2 separate regions of the Homo sapiens genome follow, and region 1 is linked to region 2. The links are chromatin loops, found by intact Hi-C in ENCODE. Cell type or tissue: OCI-LY7. All regions are shown on one strand. Each heading gives the region's core, and the rest is flanking DNA. Links, peaks and the distances in the headings are about the cores only.

What was found. A loop is a pair of places that touch in the nucleus more often than their neighbours do. Peaks named below come from ENCODE experiments on the same cell type or tissue, not always from the same donor. Only the 100,000 strongest peaks of a DNase experiment are listed, where the experiment ranks them.
Region 1: a loop joins it to region 2, with 4 times the contacts of the local background. A loop is called at or near these places in 1 of 110 quality-filtered maps.

What each region holds. Positions count from the first base shown.
Region 1 is chr16:49,398,573-49,401,476 of GRCh38, reverse strand. It overlaps C16orf78 (chromosome 16 open reading frame 78), which reads right to left. Exons shown (of 5, transcript NM_144602.4): 5 at 2,046-2,346. The coding sequence ends at 2,199. All of the region lies in intron 7 of LOC105371244 (a long non-coding RNA gene), which reads left to right. Among named protein-coding and RNA genes, the nearest start is that of C16orf78, 26 kb to the right of the region's middle. In OCI-LY7, for the core only: no CTCF peak of the experiment used is centred there; a DNase peak (open chromatin) is centred at 1,666; H3K4me3 peaks cover 1,482 bases; H3K27ac peaks cover 1,714 bases.
Region 2 is chr16:49,463,475-49,466,378 of GRCh38, reverse strand. It overlaps LINC02179 (long intergenic non-protein coding RNA 2179), which reads right to left and starts at 273. Exons shown (of 2, transcript XR_243442.1): 1 at 1-273. RefSeq lists an enhancer at 1,102-1,603. In OCI-LY7, for the core only: CTCF peaks have their summits at 1,174 and 1,384 (motif pointing left); DNase peaks (open chromatin) are centred at 1,418 and 2,558; H3K4me3 peaks cover 1,162 bases; H3K27ac peaks cover 1,193 bases.

The DNA of each region.
Region 1 (2,904 bases), core at 179-2,678, 65 kb after region 2:
ATCCGCCCGCCTCGGCCTCCCAAAGTGCTGGGATTACAGGCGTGAGCCACTGCGCCCAGCCGGCTATTGCATTTTTAAAAGGGACACACTAAGGATACTGCAGAGATAATCAAACTGAATTATATCACAGAAAACTGTGGAAAAAACAAGTCTGAAGATGAAATGGCTAAATGGTCACTGTCACATTACATCGCTATGGTTAATATATCTGACATTTAACTTTTTAGGGCCATTTTATCTGTTGTTTAATTTGTTCCTCATCACTAGTCCTGCCTGAATGTGAATATTTACCAGGCAATGAAGGCTAGGGCCATCAATGCAGGATAGAGGTTGGCGGTGCTCTCCCTAGCTGCCGAGTCTGTGATACTGAAGTGAAGGCCTCTGAGGATGCTTTCAGATTTGATTTTGGTTGAGTTAATATTGACGAAGTGCCTGACACTTGTGATGCTCAGAAAATTTGTTTCCTTTCACCTTTTTGAAGCACTGTTTCTACCCAAGGGACTGGTATTTGCTGGAGAGAGGGAGTATCGCTTAACCCTTTGCAGCTGTTTCCTTGGATTCTGGCTTGGGTCTCACTGTAGTTCGGTCTAAACATCGCTTGCTGGATCCCGAGTGTCCTGCTTAGTAGCTGTGTGACTTTAGGCAAGCTACATGGGCTCATACTTCTCTGGCCTGCCCGCTCCTTGGAGGGGTGTTGTATTCCTTAGTGGTGACTGCAACCCTAGGGTGGGCTGGCGTGGGGTAGGGGAGGGTGGGTCCGGCAGCCCCCAGGGCCTCTCTCTGAGCCCCAGTGGCAATGACTTTCAGTGGAGAGACCTACTTACCTTCAAGAGACTACTTTAGAACCTCAGGGTAGGATATGGAAATTTAAAAGTACATGGAAGGAAAATCCCTGCTATTTTAGTATACGGAGTCAGGGAGTAAAACCTGCTCACAAGACAGACTGGAGTAGTGGCTGCCCAGCCGAGATTCTGTACCGGAGTATCTCTGGGGTGTGGCCTAGCTCTTGGAGGCCCAGAGATCATTAGATGTTTAGGTTTGCCATGAGCAGATGTGGATTTGGTATTAGCAGCTTTTCCAAGGGGATTGACGTGCCTAGTTTTGGGGATCCCTCTCAGAAAAGCAGCGGCTGGAAAATCAGCTCCTCGTCTACCCCAGTGAACTACGAAACAGCCCACATTTGTATGGAGTTCTTGGCTGTCACTGACTGTGCTCCCTGCTTCACATGCAAGCTCTCATGTGCTCTTCACAGCACTCCTGCTCAGCACATACTGTCATTAAACCCATTCTACAGGCGAGGAAACAGAGGCACAGAAAGGTAAAGTAACTTTCCTAAAGTCACACAGCTATTAAGTAGGACACGTGGGATTCAGACTTGCTTGAAACACTTGCAGGGACTGGAAGGGCCTGAGTTTGTGACCTTGGTTGGCCAGCATACCCAGATGGGAAGGCTGTGTCTCAAAAAATTCCTGCAGGATTGGCCACAGTCATGCAAGAAAGCAGGGCAGGAGACTTGGGGAAGATACTGTTTTCATCTCAACCCTGCCGTTTCTCATCTATGTAACTCTGAGCAAGTTTCTTGCCCTCTGTGGCTTCTTTTATTCAAATGAATAAGGTCCTGGACTTGCTGATGTTGAGGCACCTACCAGCTCTGAAAGGTTTCAGGTCCCCTTTTGGGGTCTGTGGTTGTAAGCACACAAAGGTCTCCTTCCTTGCCTCCATATGTTGATAGCATTTCCCTCTCTCACTGCCCCAATCAGTCCCCCACTCTGCACACAAGGAAGCCAAGTCCCCACAAAGCCAAGTCGTGCCATGGGCGTGGGGCATGTGTGTGTGTTCTCAACCAGCCCCTTTACACTTCGTGCTTTCTAATGTCCCTCTGAGGACCCTGGACCCCTCCCACTTTTTTTTTTTTTTTTTTTACTCCTAAGCCTTCCTTCCTAAGAAGCCCTTTCTAAGGACTCTTCTTTTGGTCAGGAGAAAAACCAGTTTCTCCTATGCTGGTTCTGACTCGGATGTCAAGGACCAGTCTTACGGAAGCACAATGATCACACAGCCGAGGCTTGTTTTCTGATTGCTTACTTTCTAAAGGGATGCACTAAGTTGGAAGGACCACTTGTAGTGTGCCAGAGGATGGCATCTGGAGGTGAAGGGTCCCATGACAGAAGGAGCCTGAAGGTGGTGGCGAGAGGAGCTATTTAGAGGGCCATGCTGGGTATTCCGGTGAACACCTTTTTAGCATCTATGTCCTCTTCGACCATGTGGGGGTGGATATCCACATTCATTCCTGCATCCTTGCACAACTTGAGCAAGGTCCGAATGTTCTCCTTGGATAACCTCAGGTATCTGTTCAAGAGAAGGCAAAAGAGGTCAGTTGAAGGTGGAGTCACAGCAGCTTCTAACTTTATTGAAAAGAGCTTAGATTTGAGCAGCAGTAAGTGTGGGTGCTCTGCAAGGGGCTGTCTCTCCCAGTCATCCATGGAGCTGATAGAGACCTTATAAGACAGTGGGACACCCCACAAAGGCGGCGGGAGTTTGCGTTTGTGTAACTCTTTTGGCAGTCGGTTGACTCCAGAGAAAAAACATTCATTATCTTTGACTCAGTAACCCCACTCAGGTCCTCGATATATCCCAAGAAGAGGAGTCAATGGAAAGAAAAGCTATATAAATAAAAGATGTTCATTTTGGGATTGTCAACAACAGGAAAATGAGTAAATCCACCAACAGAGAATTGGTCAATCTGATAATGGACTACCTCATGTCAAGGATCTTAATTAAAAGGCCACAGTTAGAATGGCATTAGGAAGAAGATGGTGCCACGTGGCTGTGACAATACCAAGTGGGGAGAAAAGACAGAATGTGAATTGTTACGTGATTTGTCACTGTCATGCGCACATACACTGA
Region 2 (2,904 bases), core at 183-2,682:
CTAGAAGAGAATCATTGACATACCCAATCACAGAATTACCCTTGCTTCCTGACAGCATCCAGCCTAGAGAAACAGCCTGCAAAATCACTTAATGCGAGCCCAAATCCCATGATCAGTCCTACTAACATCCCCTCCCCGAGACATCCAGGGGTGCGCATTCCCCTCCAGTGCAGTGACTCAAAAAGCCAACTTTGTTCAACCGAAAGGTGTGTTCCTGGTAGCCTTTGGCCGGAGGGCATTGCATGATCCTGCAAAAGAGATGTTATTGTTCTTATGTCACGGGCAAGGGAACAGGGGTTCAGAGAGGTTATGAAGTTGCCTAACGTCACAAAGCAGGGAGGTGGCGAAGCTAGGGTCCTCAGAGCTCTTCCCATGAAAACTCATTCACATTTGTCCTTTCTTGTTTTACTTTACTATGTGTCTGTGTGTGTATTGTGTAGTCATCAGTGCTGTTTGGGATGCAAATGACAGAACTCAAACCAGCTCAAACAAAAACAGGGTTTGGCTCAAAGGCCCTGTGGTGACTGGCGGAGGCTGAAAGCAGGACTGTGTTGATCTCAAGAACAAGAGTTAGGCGCGCAGACCCTGTTGGAAGTCTCTCTATCTCCTGCCCTTGCTCCTCTCTCTCTGATGATCAGACTTTTCTACTTCTTAGTTGATGCAGCAGAAAACACCCGCTGCCAACAACCCGCAGTTCAGCTCCCAACCTCTCAACACAGATTGGAGTGAAGAACCCCGATTGTCCTCCCTGGGGTGCTGCACACCCCTGAACTATCCCCTGAGGTTGGGAGGTGGGGCTCCTGGCCGATGTGGGCTCTTCCAGTAATTGCACGTAAAATGGAGCTAAGAGCTGGGGACTCCCTGAAGAGGGGAGAGGAGTTTCTCGGCTGCCGTGTGCACAGCCGCCTGCAGCGGGACCCTCGTGCTGCTGTCTGGCGCCTCTGCTCCTTGTAGGTGGATCCCAGCTCTCCCCACCTCACACAGCCGGGTGCAGGGAAGCGCACAGAGGCCGCCGGGGCCCTCACATCCCGGAGATTTTTTCTTCTAACAAGGCCCAGTTGTGAGGTGGCCATCATCGTTAAGGGACCAGCCACAGCCCCGCCGGTCGCCACTCCTGGGTCCGGCCTCACCTCCCCCGCAACCCAGGGTCTCCGGGGTCTGGCTCAGCCTACGGTGTCAGAACCCGGGACAACAGTGCGGGCCCAGACCAGACTCCCAGCCCGCAGCCGAGGGAACCCCGCGCTCAGGCTGCCCCGGGGCTTTTCAGCCCTCTCCGCCTCCCCGCAGCCCATGCCCACCTCGCCCGCGCCCACCTCGCTGGCAGCCCTCACCCTCACCCTCACCGGGCGCTCGTCACAGCGCCCCCTACTGGGCCCCGGGGCCTCTCAGCGTTTCCGGCGCTCTTCACCTGACTGTGTCTCATTCCCCCCTCTTTTCTGAACACTCTATGTGCTTCAGCAATGAACTGACAAGTGTGTGGGTGTGTCCCTGTGAGAGTCCCTGCCTGTGTCCCTGTGTGGCTCTGTGTGTCCTGCTCTGTGTATTTGCTCTTCCTTTCTTCCCCTCCCCGTTTTAGGCGTTTCTCCGCCCTTCTTGCTCCACTCCACACCAGAATCTTTGCTCCTATGCGAGGTGAGTGGGGTGGGAGTTCGGGGTCCCAAGCATTTGGCCCTGTGGACCAAATGGGGCAGGTGAACCTTCTTTGCTTGGCTCAGGTTGAGAGGGTGATTTGTTTTGTGCCACTCAGGGCAAACTCTCGACACCCCAAAATAGACAGGTCTGAAAGAGAACTCAGGGATCCTTTTACCCAGCCCCTCATTTCTTTGTACTAAATGGATCTACTGTATGGCTCAACGCTATTATCACGGTCCCTACAAAGCCCGATTATTAGAATTATTGTGTAGGTTGAACCATATGAAATTGCCTATATTTGACCGTTTTTCATCCACAAGAAAGTCAGTTTCACCTGGTTCAATAGAATGCTAATTTTTAATTATATGACACCTGCCACACCCCATCCAATCCCAGGGCCAGAGCATTCCCAGGGACTTACCCTACTTATGTGCCAGCCCCCACCCCCACCTTCTACAGAATGGAAAACCAAGGCACAGGGAGGTCAGGGGATCTCCCAGGCTGCACAGGCAGTGACAGAGGGCTGAGATCCTGCTGGCCTGTCCCCTAGGATTGAGGTTCGTTGCCTGGAACTTTCCCCTTGACTTCTAAATCTTTTTTTTTTTTTTTTTTTCCTTTTTTGAGATGGAGTCTCATTCTGTCACCCAGGCTGGAGTGCAATGGCACGATCTTGGCTCACTGCAACCTCCACCTCCTGGGTTCAAGCGATTCTCCTGCCTTGGACTCCCGAGTAGCTGGGGTTATAGGTGCCCACCACCACATTCAGCTGATTTTTTCCCTTTCTAGAACTCATCTGCTCATCTGTTGCAAGCTACCCTGTTAGCCAGAATTAACACACATTTCCTTTCAGAAAATACTGCAAGGACATCTCCACAGCCAGACACAGAGCATCAAGACTGAACAAACCGGATGTGGTTCCCACCCGCAATCTTGTCAGGGCAGACAGAAAGCCAGGTGTGCCATGAAATGCATGCGTTACCTTGGTGACATTCAGAGAAGAAGGGGAGGGGGCCCCCTTGGGGAGCATGGCCAGGGAAGGCCTCTCTGAGGGGATGACATTGCAGCCACCATCTCCCTGCAGGTCCCTTAGCAGCCCTCCCTCGCCTTTTTGAATCTTGTACTTTTGAGCCATCCTGACCTCTTGGCCCTTTCGTCAGCCTTGGGTCCGGAGGTTTTAATGACGAGGTTAACAACTCTCTTGTAACTGGAGCATTGAAATCCCTGAATGAAAGCAGCTCAAAGGTTTAGTGAGGCCCACATGCTCTGCACTCT